Linked DNA regions of Homo sapiens: region 1 is linked to region 2. Evidence: read pairs that join two places in POLR2A ChIA-PET (ENCODE). Cell type or tissue: Panc1. All regions are shown on one strand.

Evidence for each region. Peaks named below come from ENCODE experiments on the same cell type or tissue, not always from the same donor. Only the 100,000 strongest peaks of a DNase experiment are listed, where the experiment ranks them.
Region 1: POLR2A ChIA-PET joins it to region 2 with 15 read pairs; 2 of 35 experiments call an interaction of 5 or more read pairs at or near these places.

The regions. Positions count from the first base shown.
Region 1 is chr1:91,789,502-91,797,501 of GRCh38, reverse strand. It overlaps TGFBR3 (transforming growth factor beta receptor 3), which reads left to right. Exons shown (of 17, transcript NM_003243.5): 3 at 31-215. Among named protein-coding and RNA genes, the nearest start is that of TGFBR3, 93 kb to the left of the region's middle. RefSeq lists a silencer at 936-1,230. In Panc1, a CTCF peak has its summit at 4,802 (motif pointing left); no DNase peak of the experiment used is centred here; H3K27ac peaks cover 930 bases.
Region 2 is chr1:91,939,314-91,947,313 of GRCh38, reverse strand. No RefSeq gene overlaps it. Among named protein-coding and RNA genes, the nearest start is that of BRDT, 6.1 kb to the left of the region's middle. RefSeq lists enhancers at 4,467-5,152, 5,153-5,839. In Panc1, no CTCF peak of the experiment used is centred here; no DNase peak of the experiment used is centred here; H3K4me3 peaks cover 315 bases.

The DNA of each region.
Region 1 (8,000 bases), 150 kb after region 2:
AGTGGCTTGTGTTTGTGATTCCCTTGGCAGGTCCAGAGCCTGGTGCACTGTGTGAACTGTCACCTGTCAGTGCCTCCCATCCTGTCCAGGCCTTGATGGAGAGCTTCACTGTTTTGTCAGGCTGTGCCAGCAGAGGCACAACTGGGCTGCCACAGGAGGTGCATGTCCTGAATCTCCGCACTGCAGGCCAGGGGCCTGGCCAGCTACAGAGAGAGGTAGGTGCAGGTGTCAGCTCTCAGCCCACTGCCACTGAGTCTGCAGAGATGATTTTCTGGACAGAAGTCCTTTTCTTCTCTTCTGGGGTTCAACAAAAGAAGCTCATGTATGAACATAAGAGAACAGATTTAAAATACCAGCTGCTGTCTGGATTGGGCAACTTTAGGATTTCTCTGTCTAGAGATTGGTTGGCTCTCCCCATTTCCTGGCCCTCCGTATTGGAAAAAAACGTTCATAAGAATTTCAACTTTTAGGCCAGGCATGGTGATGGTGCACACCTGTAATCTCAGCACTTTGAGAGGCCAAGGTGGGAGGATCGCATGAGCTCAGGAGTTCAAGACCAGCCTGGGAAACATAGCAAGACCTCATCTCTACTAAAAATAAAACTAAAAAAAAAAAAAATTAGCAGGGTGTGGTAGTTAGCACATGTAGTCCCAGCTACTTGGGAGGCTGAAGCAAGAGGATTGCTTGAGCCTGGGAAATCGAGGCTGGAGTGAGCCGTGATTGCCATTGCACTCCAGCCTGGGAGATAGAGCAGAACCCTGTTTCAAAAATAATAATAATAATTTCATCTTTTAAACATGATTGTGAGAAACCAAATAAGGTACCGTTTTCTCTGTTGTTGTGAAATGTCTTTCCCATTTCCTCCTGTGTCCTCTGTCTTCTTTCTTTACTTTGTCATATGAACTTATTGCTTCTGCAGGATGAGTGAGGGGAAATGGGAACACTCTGGAATAAAGATGGCGGTACTTTGTACTTGCCTGAAAATCCCTGAGCATAGCTCCTTATCACTATCTAGGCAGCTTCCCAAAGGTGGCGGTGACATTAGCGGAGATGGTGATGATAAAGATATATGCTCATAGTTACTCAGCATTTACTCTGCCAAACACTGTTCGAAGCACTCATACAGTAACTCCATGAATCCTACAATTATACTCATTTTACAGGTGACAAAACAGGTGCAGAAAACTTATTTGCGCAAGGTCATCATCTTCAGAGAGAAATGGCGTCCTCTTTCCTGTGGCTCAAAAATGGCCTAGATTGTGGGTGAATGGTCATCATTTAAGAGTACAGATTTCCCAACAAGATAACACAGAGTATTCTGTTTTTAAGCTTCTGTGTGTCAGAAATGTTATCACTCAGGTATTCGCTCTCCAGGGAGAGAGAAACCACAAAAAATCCTGATCATAGTGAAGTATAGGAAAAGTAATGCAGAATGGAATTTATCTTTGAGCTTTCTTCTGGTCAAGAAAGTTAATTTCCAGAGCCACTTGTTTATGTGCCTCAGCCACCCCATCCTTTTGGGGTGGTAGGAAGAGGAGAAGCACGAGATGTTAAGGAAAAGCAAGCTGATTTTAATCTCATGAACGTGTGCAGAGTTGGCTCATTTCAAAGACAGATCATCTAACCTTTCCAGCAACATTGGAAATTATTGTTAATACTCTTGGTTGCTTGCCATTGTTGCTGCAACTCATATTTCAGGTCAGATTTCTTTATCCCAGTAATGTGCCTTTAATTCTGAACTGATGGGGGAGAGTTTGTGGTGAGAGGGAAAGGAGGAGAGGAGGAAATGCAGCTCCTATGAAGCGTTGCTGACTCCAGCAATTCTTTAGCAGCGACAATTACTCATTTTATATATGCTTCTCTCAGAGGAACTCAGAGGGAAAAGAAAGTCCAAGCTGTTACAGAAGCAGCAACAGCAGAAAATTCTTGACGTTAAATTGTGCAGTACTGTTGTTGACTCTGAAAACAAATTCGAGTAAGACTACTGAAACAAGAGAAAAATACCTCGAGGAGTGACAGCAGAGCTCTCCTGCACTTGGTTACTATGTTATTCAAAATGGGATTCATTTTAGGACCTGGCAGTACTGAGGATACATAACATTAGCTGGCATCAGGGACATAGTGTGTTCAGTGAGGAAGAAAAGAAAGAGGGCCTACAAAGGGTAGTCTCAAACTTGTTTAAAAACCTGAACATTATTCTCTTTCGATATTAGTATAGTATATGTATGATTTTGGGCCAGTGATTTGAAGATGTTTCTGAGAATAGACAACAGACGGACCTTTAAGAATTAGATGGTTGTAGTTCAATACTGTTTGAAAACAAGATTTTGGGATAACTGATTTTTGGAGATTCCATCTGGCTCTGCGTTGCTCACATACGGCAGATCTCAGAGTAGTTTGCATATACAAAGTGAGCATAGAGGATAACATCAGAATGAGGGTCAGGACGAGAGAATGAAAGATTGTTTGTGGTTGGTAAGATGGGTGTGTATAAGGATTAAATATCGCTCACTCTTTTGACATATGACTATGGAGAACATTCCCGCAGCTATGCAAACAGTTTTTAAAAATCATTTGAACCACATGACCCAGCAATTCCACTCTTAGGTATATACCCGAGAGAAGTGAAAACACATGTCCACACAAAGACTTGTCTGTGACTGTTCATGGCAGCATTAGTCCAAAAGTGGAAAAACCCAAATTTTCATCTTCTGATGAATGGGTAAATAAAATATGGTATATCCATACAATGGAGTGTTACTGAGCAGTAAAAAGGATGGCATACTGATAGGTGCTACAGCATGGATGAACCTTGAAAATCCACTAAATGAAAAAAGACAGACACAAAGACCACATATCATATGATTCCATGTATGTGAAATGTTCAGGATACAGAAATTTATAGAGACAAAGTAAATTAGTCATTGCTTAGGGCTAGAGGGGAAAGAAGGAAATGGAGGTTGACTGCTAAACGTTACATGTTTTTTTAAAAAAGTGGAGGCCGGGCGAGGTGGCTCACACCTGTAATCCCAACACTTTGGGAGGCCGAGGCAGGTGGATCACCTGAGGTCAGGAGTTTGAGACTAGCCTAGCCAACATGGTGAAACCCCTTCTCTACTAAAAATACAAAAATTAGCTGGCATGGTGGCGGGTGCCTGTAGTCGTAGCTACTTGGGAGGCTGAGGCAGGAGAATGACTTGAACCCAGGAGGTGGAGGTTGCAGTGAGCCAAGATTGCGCTGCTGCACTCCAGCCTGAGCAACAGAGTGAGACTCCATCTCAACAACAAAAAAAAAAGGTGGAGGAGATGACAAAAATGTTCTAAAATTTTAATGGTTGCACAATTCTGTGAATATACTAAAAACTGTTGAATTGTAATTTAAGTGGGTGAATTTTATGGTATGGGAATTGTATCTCAATGAAACTATTTAAAAAAACCGTTTGACCTGCTGACATGCTAATTAGTCTATAAAGTTTACGTTGGCTCAATTCACTTTTACCAAGATTGCTTACTCCTTCAACTTAAACTCACCTAATGCTTTTTGTTATTTTCAATGGATAACTTGGTTTTTGTAGATATGTCATGATATGGTCTATGCTAAAAATAACAGCTGATCTGTTTTGAGGGTAATAGTAGGAGGGCCAGAGGCAGCCTTTGTGCAGTCTCTACCAATTTTTTTTTTTTTTTTTTTTTTTTGAGACAGAGTCTTGCTGTGTCACCCAGGCTGGAGCACAGTTGTGTGATCTTGGCTCACTGCAACCTCCACCTCCCGGGTTCAAGCAATTCTCATGCCTCAGCCACCTGAGTAGCTGGGATTACAGGCATATGCCACCGTGCCCGGCTAATTTTTTATATTTTTAGTAGAAATGGAGTTTCATCATGTTGGCCAGTCTGGTCTCAAACTCCTGGCCTCAAGTGATCCGTCCGCCTCAGACTCCCAGAGTGCTGGGATTACAGGTGTGAGCCACCTCACCTGGCCTCTACCAAATATTAAAGGCAAATATTTTTCAAAATGAAATAAGTGCCGTTACTTACAAATTAGCAAAACAATTACCGTGCTGGCTCCAAGCTGTAATTGACTATGACTGAAGACTGGAGTAGTTGGTTTTCATGATGTCATCCTTAAATGTGAGGGAATTACTAAATCAGCCCCATTTCCCCTTGGCTTGTTATTGGTGCAAGATCAGTATCAAGATCTATTATAAATCACCCCATATCTAATATTTTACTATTAATAAATTCCTACCTCCCAGGTGCCTTAAAGTTCTTCAGCTGGGGAGAGATTTTTAATTTTCCTGTGTAGAGGCGGTGACAGAGCCTACACCCAAAAGTAGTAACTGCAGCAGGTTGACAAGATTTAGGGAGACAGTAACGCTTAAGTTGGATGAACAGTTTTATAGGCCAGCAGAGAATTTGTATCAGAAACACACTTGTTACAACAGTACATAAAAAGCCCTCAGTACCAAAGCAATGTTTTGTCATCGGCCTCCCTGCTGGGTTCTCCTCGGGTCAGAGTAGACCTATTGTATTTTTCATCTGAGAACACACCTCTCATTTGTAATCATTGGTTTCGGAAACAACAGCCTTGGAAGCGAACAGGAAACTGGAAAATGACTTTCTGGCAACAGAGGACAGCAGAAGAGCATAAACAATGCTGAGAGATCAGATTTATCTTTTAGAGCAAGTGAGGACCAGTGTCATGGTTTCCATCCCCATGAAAACCAGCTCCTAGTACCCTCTGACTTTGAAGTAAAATGCAGCCGCCCCCTTGTGTCGGACTCCCGAGTTTAATTGCTCAGGGCGTTTCCTGATTCCTGAGAGGGGTTACAGCACCATTAGAGGCTTGTTTACAGTAACATACTTTCATTAGTTGCTGGAATGGCAACAATTTTGTTTCCTATCATCTAATTTTTACTTGTGACCTGCTTTTATGTGGTGGTGTGTCTTTTCTATTTCTGACCTATCTAATTGCTTGCTTATTATGAAAAGCTGCTGAGGATAAGTCCCAAGTTAGCCATTACATATGTGTAGAAAAGATATGGACATTTAAATTTATGCATTTGTTTTGACATTAAAGGAGCAATGGGCGTGCCAGTGCCTGGCTGTAGGGGTGGAGTGGGGATCAGGAGGCTCCATTACCATGGGAAAGGGGCCAGGTTTAATAACTTCACCCGTCAAAAAGCTCATAACCCTATGAGCTTCTCTGCCTCATTCCAAAAGAGGATTTGGGATGAGCCTCCAGCAACAGGCATACCAACAGTGTAAGCAGAAATACAGAATGAGGACCAAGGGAAAAAGAAGGGTGCAGCTTGCGAGCCATTTGGGTTTATGTGGTTGGTATGATTGTGTTTGAAATTTGGCTCCAGGCTTTTTGGCAGGCACAGACAAATGGGATGTGTGGTTAATCACACATGTGGCTCCAAGTCACTTTTACTTTGTACCTTCTCTGAGGATTGGCATAAAGCTGTCCCTTTTTTGGTTCTTTTTGAGGGCAGGAAAGACCACAGTGGGGAGAAAGAGAAGGAAGTAAACACTGTCAAGTGCTAACTGCTCGACTTGCCTCTTAACAGCTCTCACATCCCCCAAATGACAATACTAGCAGCCGTAGTGGTGAAGACTGCGTGTCTCCTGTGGGCCAGCCACCTGCCAGGCACTTGTTTGGTTCTGCCAGTCTTGTCGTCAGCCTGAAAGGGAGGCTTGGTGGTCACTGTTTTTGCAGAAGAGGATGCTTGGGCTTAGGGAGGTTATACAACCAGATGGTGAGTTGTGGAGCCAGCCCCCGAGTTGTGTCTGTTGGATTCTACAGTGCAAGCTGCAAGCTTTTCCCATACTCCAGCTAGTTGTCCTTTCCTTTTAGCTCTTACTTGGTTCTGGGCTACAGAACCTGCTAGTCTGCTGAGTCTGCTTTGTTAGACAGCCAGCAAGTAGGTCTGTTAGTGAGGGTTTGGGTTCTGTGCATAGGTTTGTAATAACTCTTTGCAGTGCTTGGAGTCCTTTTTGATTCCCTTCCTTGCAGCTTTGGGGCAGTATTAAGTTGGTCTGTGTGTGGCAGTGTCTCTTTTTTTCCCTTTCATGGTTTAGGATTATCACACCACATGTCAGTAATTATAAAATGCAGGGCTGAGCTCAGGAGCCATTGTGCTCTATGTGGCTGCTAATCCCCATGCTAAATGGCACCACCAAGGGGCCTTTTATGTTCTTGTCTGTTTTCATAGTTAAACATTCCCCCCACCCCCAGGCCTTCAGCTGTGTTCACACAAATAGCTCACCTGTCCTCTGCTTATAATTTACTACGTCTTGTATCCAAACTTGTTTTAACTGTGTGGTAAGAGAGAACTAGCATATTAACTGACTCTTCTTGCTAAGAATGATATGCAAGAGCTTCAGTATTCAGACTTCGCCATCTGATTTGACATCTTTTTGCTTACATTGGGGAATTTGGCAATTCAAAGATTGACCATTTTGGAGATCTTTATCTACCTACCTACCTATCTATATGTAATCCTTCCCCATTTCCACAATATTAATACACGAACACCTTTTCTCTTTTTCCCCCTCGATTATCGAGATTCAGATAATACAGTGCTTGGGGAGGAGTGGGTGTGCCTTGCCCAACACCACTAAAAGAACTGATACAAAATCTCAAGGCTGGGTTTTGGGAGAGTACATATGTGAGAGCAAAAACATTAAACTAGCTACATTCTTTTCTCTATCTGGGGCATTTTTTACCCTGCTGCTATTCATAAATGACTTCCTAATGCAGTCCTGTGCATATGCAGAAAAAACAAAAAACCCAGGGCTATTTATGTTTGAGATACCTTTTATGTGGTATGTACTAAGCAAGTGTCAAAGGAAACCCCTCACACACAGACACTGTATATCAGTGAAATTTGGTTTCTAAACAAATACATTCCGCATATAAGCACTGCCTGGTGTTTGTTTAAAAGGAAGCTGTTCTGGAAATCACCCAGCTTGACAGGGAAGATTACCTCTGAAATGGTCATTTAGTTTTCCACCAGTCCTTAACAGATACTGTCATGCATTGCTTCATGACAGAGACACATTCAGAGAAATGTGTTGTTAGGGGATTGTGTTGTGCAAACATCATAGTGTAGGTACACAAACCTAGATGGTATGTCCTACTACGCACCTCGGCCATATGGTATATATAGCCCATGGCTACTAGGCTACAAATGTGCACAGCATGTTACTATGCTGAATATTGTAGGCAATTGTAACACAATGGTAAGAATTTGTGTACCTAAACATGCCTAAATGTCAAAAAGGTACAGGAAAATTATGGTACTATAATCTTATGAGACCACCGTTGTATATGTGGTCCCTTGTTGATTGAAACATTGTTATGTGGCCCATGCCTGTACTATTTCTCTCTCTCTCTCTTTTTTCTCTGTCTCTCCCCACCTGCCCATTTCCTCTCTCCTTTCTTCCCTTCCCCATTTATTTGAGTATTACTATAGAAATCATTTCATTACCTACAAAGGCAACTGAATCTGTCTGTCCACATAGGATTGGAGGGCCTGAATGAATAGGACACTCATATTATATAAAAAGAGTTACTCCTTTACTTGAAGACACTCAATGCAATTTAAACAATGACACCCTGCTAGGTCGTGTGAAGGTGCCAGTCCAGGCCTGGAAAGGGGAGCAGGGTTAGGGACAGCAAGGCAATGCATCTGCTAGCTGTCACAACAGAGGACAATGCAAGCGAGAGCTGGCACTGGTCACACTAGTCAAGGATGATGTCTAACACTTTGGGGCAAGATGTTCAATCTAAAATTCCAGCTAACTCTCCAATAGGAACTCTCCAAAAATGCAGTCTTGGACTTTTAGAAAAAGTGAAAGCAGAAATCAGAGAGGTAATAGCAAACACCGGGGTTTAGGAAACAAACCAGGACACAAGGCTAAGCTAAGAAGTTAAAACGTTCCTACCAAGATGCAGGTTGGTCACGTCACTTAAATCCTGTCATTCGTCACAGTAA
Region 2 (8,000 bases):
TATTTAATGTCTATTTCCTGCACTAGACAGTATGTACCATAAGTGCAAAGTATCAAAAACTTTTAAAGTATATTATCATTGAGTAAATTACCCTTCGATCCTGCCTTTTGTTTTTTTTTTTTTTTTGAGACAGGGTCTTGCTCTGTCACCCAGGCTGGAGGGCAATGACATGATCATGGCTCACTGCAAACTCCACCTCCTGGGTTCAAGCTATTCTCCTGCCTCAGCCTCCCAAGTAGCTGGGACCACAGGCATGTGCAACCACGCCCAGCTAATTTTTTTTGTATTTTTAGTAGAGATGGGGTTTTATCATGTTGGTTAGGCTGGTCTTGAACTCCTGACCTCAAATGATTCGCCTGCTTTGGCCTCCCAAAATGCTGGGATTACAGACGTGAGCCACTGCACCAGGCCCTGCCTGGGTTTTAATGACTCTGGCAAATTAGATTTGAATTAAGGGGGTGGGGAAAGTAAAAAGACCAGATTTGAAGTTTCTTTTGTTTTCTGTTATTTTTGTTTTCTTTTTTTTTTAACTTGAAATGGCTGCAAAAATGGAGAATATGGAGAATGGGTTTATTTGGGAGGTAGACCTCCCCACTAGGATTTGGTATTAGATTAGATGTAAAGATGGTCTGGGTTGCATTGAGCATTTGGAGAATGGCACCATTTACTGAAAGGGAATCAGTCTTAGAAGGTTGAAGATCATTATTTCAGTTTTGAATATTCTGTAAGATATCTAGGTGGAGATTTTGAATAAGAAGTTGATTAACCAGTTCAAAATACAGTCTAGGCTAAAGATGGGAAAGAAGGACAGGAAGGAGGTTAGGAGAGAGTGGAAATTTTTCTAAATAATTATTACAGAGAACAGAACAAGCTGATTGGAAATGTGCATTTAGTAAGACATACTTGAGACAGTGAAGACACAGAAATTGGTGACTGTTTGTGGAGAAATGAGGTAGTAGCATTGAGATTTGCCAGGGGTGTATGACAGAAAAATGGTAGGGGAAAGTAGCTTCAAAAATATGGAAAAGAAAGTGGGCTGGGCGCAGTGGCTCACGCCTGTAATCCCAGTATTTTGGGAGGCCGGGGTGGGCGGATCGCCTGAGATCAGGAGTTTGAGACCAGCCTGGCCAACATGGTGAACCCCGTCTCTACTAAAAATACAAAAATGAGCCAGGTGTGGTGGTGGGTGCCTGTAATCACAGCTACTCGGGAGGCTGAGGCAGGAGAATTGCTTGAATCTGGGAGGCGGAGGTTGCAGTGAGCCAGGATTACACCACTGCATTCCAGCCTGGGCGACAGACTGAGACTCCATCTCAAAAAAAAAAAAAAAGAAAGTGGCTGAAGACTAGGATATTATGAGGCTATTCTATGACATATGGAAATACTCGTAATTATGATTTTTTAAAAAATCATCAAAGAGTTTCAGGTAGCATGCATTTTTCATTTAAATCAGGCTATCACAAGAACATACTTTGGAGACATTTTAACATTTCCATCCTTCACAGTGATTGGGGGATCACCGGGTTGCCTAAGGAGGGAGGAACCAACCCAGGTCAGAAACGGATCAGGTTGGCCGGGCACCGTAGCTCATGTCTGTAATCCCAGCATTTTGGGAGGCAAGGAGGGGTGATCACTTGACATCAGGAGTTCAAGACCAGCAGAGCCAACATGGTGAAGCCCCGTCTCTACTAAAAATAAAAAAATTAGCTGGATGTGATGGTGCCCGCCTATAATCCCAGCTACTTGGGAGGCTGAGGCACGAGAATTGCTTGAATCCGGGAGGTGGAGTTTGCAGTGAGCCAAGAATGAGCCACTGCACTCCAGCTTGGGCGACAGAGTGAGACTCCATCACAAAACAAAACAAAACAACAACAAAAAGAAATGTAGCAGGTCAAAACTCCTGTGCTGATCAGTAATGGGATCTCAGCTGTGAATAGCCTGTGCACTCTAGCTGGGCAATATAGCAGGACCTTGTCATTAATATATATATATATATATATATATATATATATATATATATATATATATATATATTTTGTTGTTGTTGTTGTTTAAGTTTCCATCCTTCATCTAACATTAGATTCAACAAAAGGAAACCCATCTTCTGGTCTCCATAGCAACTATAGATTCACAAATGTCCTCAAAACTAAGAGTTAAAGAATTTAAATTTACAACTGGTTTATCACTAAAAATGAAAAAATATCACTCTTGCCTCAGAAGGAGGAAATTTTTTAAAAAGTAAAAATAGGCCGGGTGCAGTGATTCATGCCTGTAATCCCAGCACTTTGGGAGACCGAGGCGGGCAGATCATTTGAGTCCAGGAGTTCAAGACCAGTCTGACCAACATGGCGAAACCCCATCTCTACTAAAAATACAAAAATTAGCCGGGCGTGGTGGTGGGTGCCTGTAATCCCAGCTACTCAGGAGGCTGAGACAGGAGAATCGCTTGAACCCAGGAGGCAGAGGTTTTAGTGAGTCAAGATCATGCCACTGCACTCCAGCCTAGGTGACAGAGTGAGACTCCGTCTCAGAAAAAAAAAAAAAAAAAGGTGTAGAGACAGGGTCTCACCGTGTTGCCCAGACTGGTCTCTGGTCTCGAATTTCTGGCCTCAAGGAATCCTTCCACCTCAATCTGTTGAGTTTTTTTTTGAGACAGGGTCTCACTCTGTTACCCAGGCTGGAGTGCAGTGGTGCAATCAGGCTCACTGTAGCCTCAACCTCTTGGCCTCAAGCCATCAGATCCTCCCACTTCAGCCTCCTGAGTAGCTGGGACTACAAGTGCACACCACCACCCCTGGCTAATTTTTTTTATTTTTTTTGTAGAGATAAGGTCCTGTCATGTTACCCAGGCTGGTCTCAAACTACTGGCCTCAAGAGATCCTCCCACTGAGGCCTCTCAAAGTGGTGGGATTACAAGCCTGAGTCACCATGGCTCATGGCCCGGTCTCCTCCCTGGAGGTCCAAGGTTGGGGAGGATGGGGACTGAAAGTTCCAACCCTCTAATCAAGTATTTGGTTTTTCCAAAGACCAGCTCTTATCCTGAAGCTATCGAGAGGCCCCACCCTGAGTCACCTTGTTAGCATATACTGAGGTGTGATTGAAGGCGCTTGTAATGAATAACAAAAGCTACTATCACTCAGGAAATTCCAATGGTTTTAGATGATTTGGGCTAGGAACTGGGGACAAAGACTAAACATATATTTCATTATACCACATAATGCAGTGATCTTTCCTTACCTGCAGGGAATATGTCCCAAGAACCCCGGTGGATGCCTGAAACTGAGGATAGTACCAAACTATATATACATACATTCCCATGATAAAGTTTAATTTATAAACTAGGCATAGTAATAGAGTAACAATACATAATAATAAAATAGAACAATTATAACAATATACTGTAATACAACTTATGTGAATGGTTTCTCTCTCAAAATATCTTATTGTACTGTACCCACACTTCTTGTGATGATGTGAAATAACAAAATACCTACACAATGAGAAGAATTGACAGAGCTGTATGGTGCAAGATTTCATCCTGCTATGCAGAGTGGCAGGCAATTTAAAACTTACAAAAATTTTTTTCTGGAAATTCCCATTTAATATTTTCAGACTGCAGTTGGCCATGGGTAACTGAAACCTCAGTAAATGAAACCAAGGACATGGGGGCACTGCTGTACTCTATATGTACCTATTAACCATATATAATTGTATATGTTCATTTATTAACAATGATCTCAGTTTTTGCTTTATTTATTTATTTATTTATTTATTTATTTATTTTTGACACGCAGTCTTGCTCTGTCGCCTAGGCTGGAGTGCAGTGGTGCGATCTTGGCTCACTGCAACCGCTGCCTCACCGGTTCAAGCAATTCTCCTGCCTCAGCCTCCGGAGTAGCTAGGATTACAGGCTCCTGCCACCACACCCAGCTAATTTTTGTATTTTTAGTAGAGACAGGGTTTCACCATGTTGGCCAGGCTGGTCTCCTACTCCTGACCTCATGATCCACCCGCCTTACCTCCCAAAGTGTTGGGATTACAGGTGTGAGCCACTGGGCCTGGACTTTATTTTTATTTTTAAACTTCATTGACGATCTCTTAATCTTTAAACAGAAGCTTTGGGATTATACTTCATTTATTTATTTAGAACAATTCTCCAATAGTAAACAGTGGAGGTAGAACAAAATGCATAGGCTTTTTTTTTTTCAGACAGGGTCTTGCTCTGTCACCCAGCCTGGAGTGCAGTGGTGCAATCACAACTCACTACAGCCTCAACCTCCTGGGCTCAAGCGATCCTCCCAGGCGTGCACCACCACACCTGGCTAATTTTTTTTTTTTTTTTTTTGTAAAGATGGGATTTCACCATGTTGTCCAGGCTAGTCTCGAACTCCTGAGCTCAAGAGCTTCACCCGCCTTGACCTCCCGAAGTGCTGGGATTACAGAGGTGCCCGGCCATATTTTTATTGAAACATAATTAGGAGGCTGGGTGCAGTGGCTCACGCCCATAATCCTAACACTCTGGGGGGCCGAGGCAGCAGGAGTGCTTTTGAGATCAGGAGTTCAAGACCAGCCTGGGCAACATAGGGAGAGCTCATCTCTGTTTATTTAAAAAGAAGAAAGGAAAGTAAGAAACTTAAGCCATTGGTAATAAGTGAGCATATAAGAAGTTCTCGGCCGGGTGCAGCGGCTCACTCCTGTAATCCCAGCATTTTGGGAGGCCAAGGCGGGTGGATCACCTGGTTGCGAGTTCAAGACCAGCTTGGCCAACATGGCGAAACCCTGTCTCTACTAAAAATACAAAAATTAGTTGAGCGGGTGGTGGATGCCTGGAATCCCAGCTACTCTGAAGGCCGAGGCAGGAGAATCGCTTGAACCTGGGAGGCGGAGGTTGCAGTGAGCTGACATCATGCCACTGCACTCCAGCCTGGGCGACAGAGTGAGATTCCATTAAAAAAAAAAAAAAAAAGGCCGGGCGCAGTGGCTCACGCCTGTAATCCCAGCACTTTGGGAGGCCGAAACGGGCGGATCACAAGGTCAGGAGATCGAGACCATCCTGCCTAACACGGTGAAACCCCGTCTCTACTAAAAACACAAAAAATTAGCCGGGCGTGTTGGCAGGCACCTGTAGTCCCAGCTACTTGGGAGGCTGAGGCAGGAGAATGGCGTGAACCTGAGAGGCGGAGCTTGCAGTGAGCCGAGATGACGCCACTGCACTCCCGCCAGGGCGACAGTGCGAGACTCCGTCTCAAAAAAGAAAAAAAAAGTTCTCACAATGACTGTTGGATATGCCAAGAATTTTCAATCTGCTATGTGATTTTTTTTTTTTATTTTTTGAAACAGGGTCTCGCTTTGTCACCCAGGCTGGAGTGCAGTGGCGTGATCTGGGCACACTGCAACCACCCACTCACAAGTTCAGGCAATTCTGCCTCTGCCTCCCGAGTAGCTGGGACTACAGGCACGTGTAACCACGCACAGCAAGTTTTTGTATTTTTAGTAGAGACGCGGTTTCACCATGTTGGCCAGGCTGGTCTGAAACTCCCGACCTCAAGTGATTCATCCTCCTCCGCCTCCGCCTCCGCCTCCGCCTCCGCCTCCACCTCCGACTCCGACTCCCAAAGTGCTGGGATTACAGGCGTGAGCCACCGCCTCTTGGCTTGCTGTTTGCTTTTTGAGTGACACTTGGGTAAATTTAAATACTCCCATAGTATTTATAATGTTGTCGTTTCTGACATCATTATTAGCACCAAATGTGTGGGGATTTTCTACACCAAATTTTCCAATTCTCCCCAACTTGGTGTCCAACAATGCAATTCTAAGACTATTGGGAGTTAGCACAGACTCCACAGGTTAAGAGATTAGTCCCGGGTTGGGCGTGGTGGCTCACGGCTGTAATCCCAGCACTTCCGGAGGCCGAGGCAGGTGGATCAAGAGGTCAGGAGTTCAAGACCTGCCTGGCCAACATGGTGAAACCCCGTCTCTACTAAAAATACAAAAATTAGCTGGGCGTGGTGGTGGGCGCCTGTAATCGCAGCTACTCGGGAGGCTGAGGCAGGAGAATCGCTTGAACCCGGGCGGCAGAGGTTGCAGTGAGCCGAGATTGCGCCACTGCACTCCAGCCTGGGCGACAGAATGAGACTCTGTCTCAAAAAAAAAAAAAAAAAAAAAAAAAGAGAGAGATTAGTTCCACAAGACCCGCCCCTTCGGACACCAGCTGCAAATAGAGTGCTCAAGCTACCTACACTTCTGCCACGGAGACTACAAATTCAGGGGTTCCCATGAGCTCAGAAAAACGCTTTACTTACGTTTATGGGTTGATTACAGAGGATACAATTCAGGAGGAGCCAAATTGAAGACAGGTATATTAAGTTATGAGGGGTAGGGGGTGACTCAGAGCTCCTTGCCTTCTTCGATGTTTCACCCTCTCAGCATCTCTACCTGTGCACCAACCCGGAAGCTCCCCAAACCCCATGGTTTAGGGGTTCTTTTAAATCAAGGTTTCATTACATAGTAACGGTGATTAAGTCTTTGGTCACTGGTGATTGAGCCTAATCTCTCAGCCCTTCTCCCTTCCTGGGAGGTGAGGTGGGAGGGGACTGAAAGTTCTAACTCCAATCACCTGGTGGGTTTTTCTGGCCAACCAGCCGGTATCCTAGAGCTGGCTATCTAGGAACCCCTACCTTGAGTCACTCATTGGCATACAAAAGACATTCTTATCACTCAGAAGATTCCAAGGGTTTTAGGAGCCAGTATTAAGAACCTAGATCAAAAACCATTTGTTTTTTATTATACCATAATCTTACTTAGAAAATACAAACTGCTATGGTTTTGTGAATAAAAGATTCTCAGTCTAAATTTTTTCCTTCCTGTTAGGTATGAAAGTTAATGAATAGCTTATGTAACAAAAAAAACTTTAGAGATGTAACTGGCTATCTTCCCATTGATTCAGAAATTTGTTTTGAATACAAAATGAGTGTTTTATATGTACCATGATCAAAATAAGTGCTTTAATTTTTTTTTTTTTTGAGATGGAGTCTCACTCTGTAGCCCAGGCTGGAGTGCAGTGACATGATCTCGGCCCACTGCAACCTCCACCTCCAAAGGCAATTCTCCCGTCTCAGCCTCCAGAGTAGTAGCGATTACAGGCGCATGCCACCATGCCCAGCTAATTTTTGTAGTTTTAGTACAGACAGGGTTTTACCATATTGGTCAGGCTTGTCTCAAACCCCTGACCTCAGATGATCCACCCGCCTTGGCCTCCAAAGTGTTGGGATTACAGGAGTGAGCCACCGAGCCTAGCCAAAAGAAGTGATTAATTTTAACTGATCAGTCACCATAACTGATGCTTGATTAACAACTGTCCATAACTTGCTTAAAATGGAAAAATATATAAAACACCATTTCAGGAATGAAAGACAAGGCAAAACTATTTTCTAAGAAGGTAGACCTTAGAAAGGACATCATCAGTAGGTTAAACTACGCCTCAAAAAGAGTAAGCTTAGGTTTTGAATGTATTATAAACATACTGGGCTGGGCATAGTGGCTTACACCTGTAATCCCAGCACTTTAGGAGGCCGAGGTGGGCAGATTATCTGAGGTCAAAAGTTCAAGCAAGACCAGCCTGGCCAAAATGGTCAAACTCTGTCTCTACTAAAAATACAAAAATTAGCCAAGCATGGTGGTGTGTGCCTACAGTCCCAGCTACTCGGGAGGTGAGGCAGGAGAACTGCTTAAGCCCGGGAGGCGGAGGTTGCAGTGAGCCGAGATTCGCACCATATCACTCCAGCCTGGGTGACAGAGGGAGACTCTGTCTCAAAAAAAAAAAAAAAAAGATAAAGATAATGTTTTCCTCTTCTCTGGCTGATCTGTAAAGATATCTGACAAAGTTGATTTTTTTTTCTTTTGAAAAAGTCTCACTCTGTCACCCAGGCTGGAGTGCAATGGCACAATCTCAGATCACTGCAACCTCCACCAACTGCGTTCAAACGATTCTTGTGCCTCAG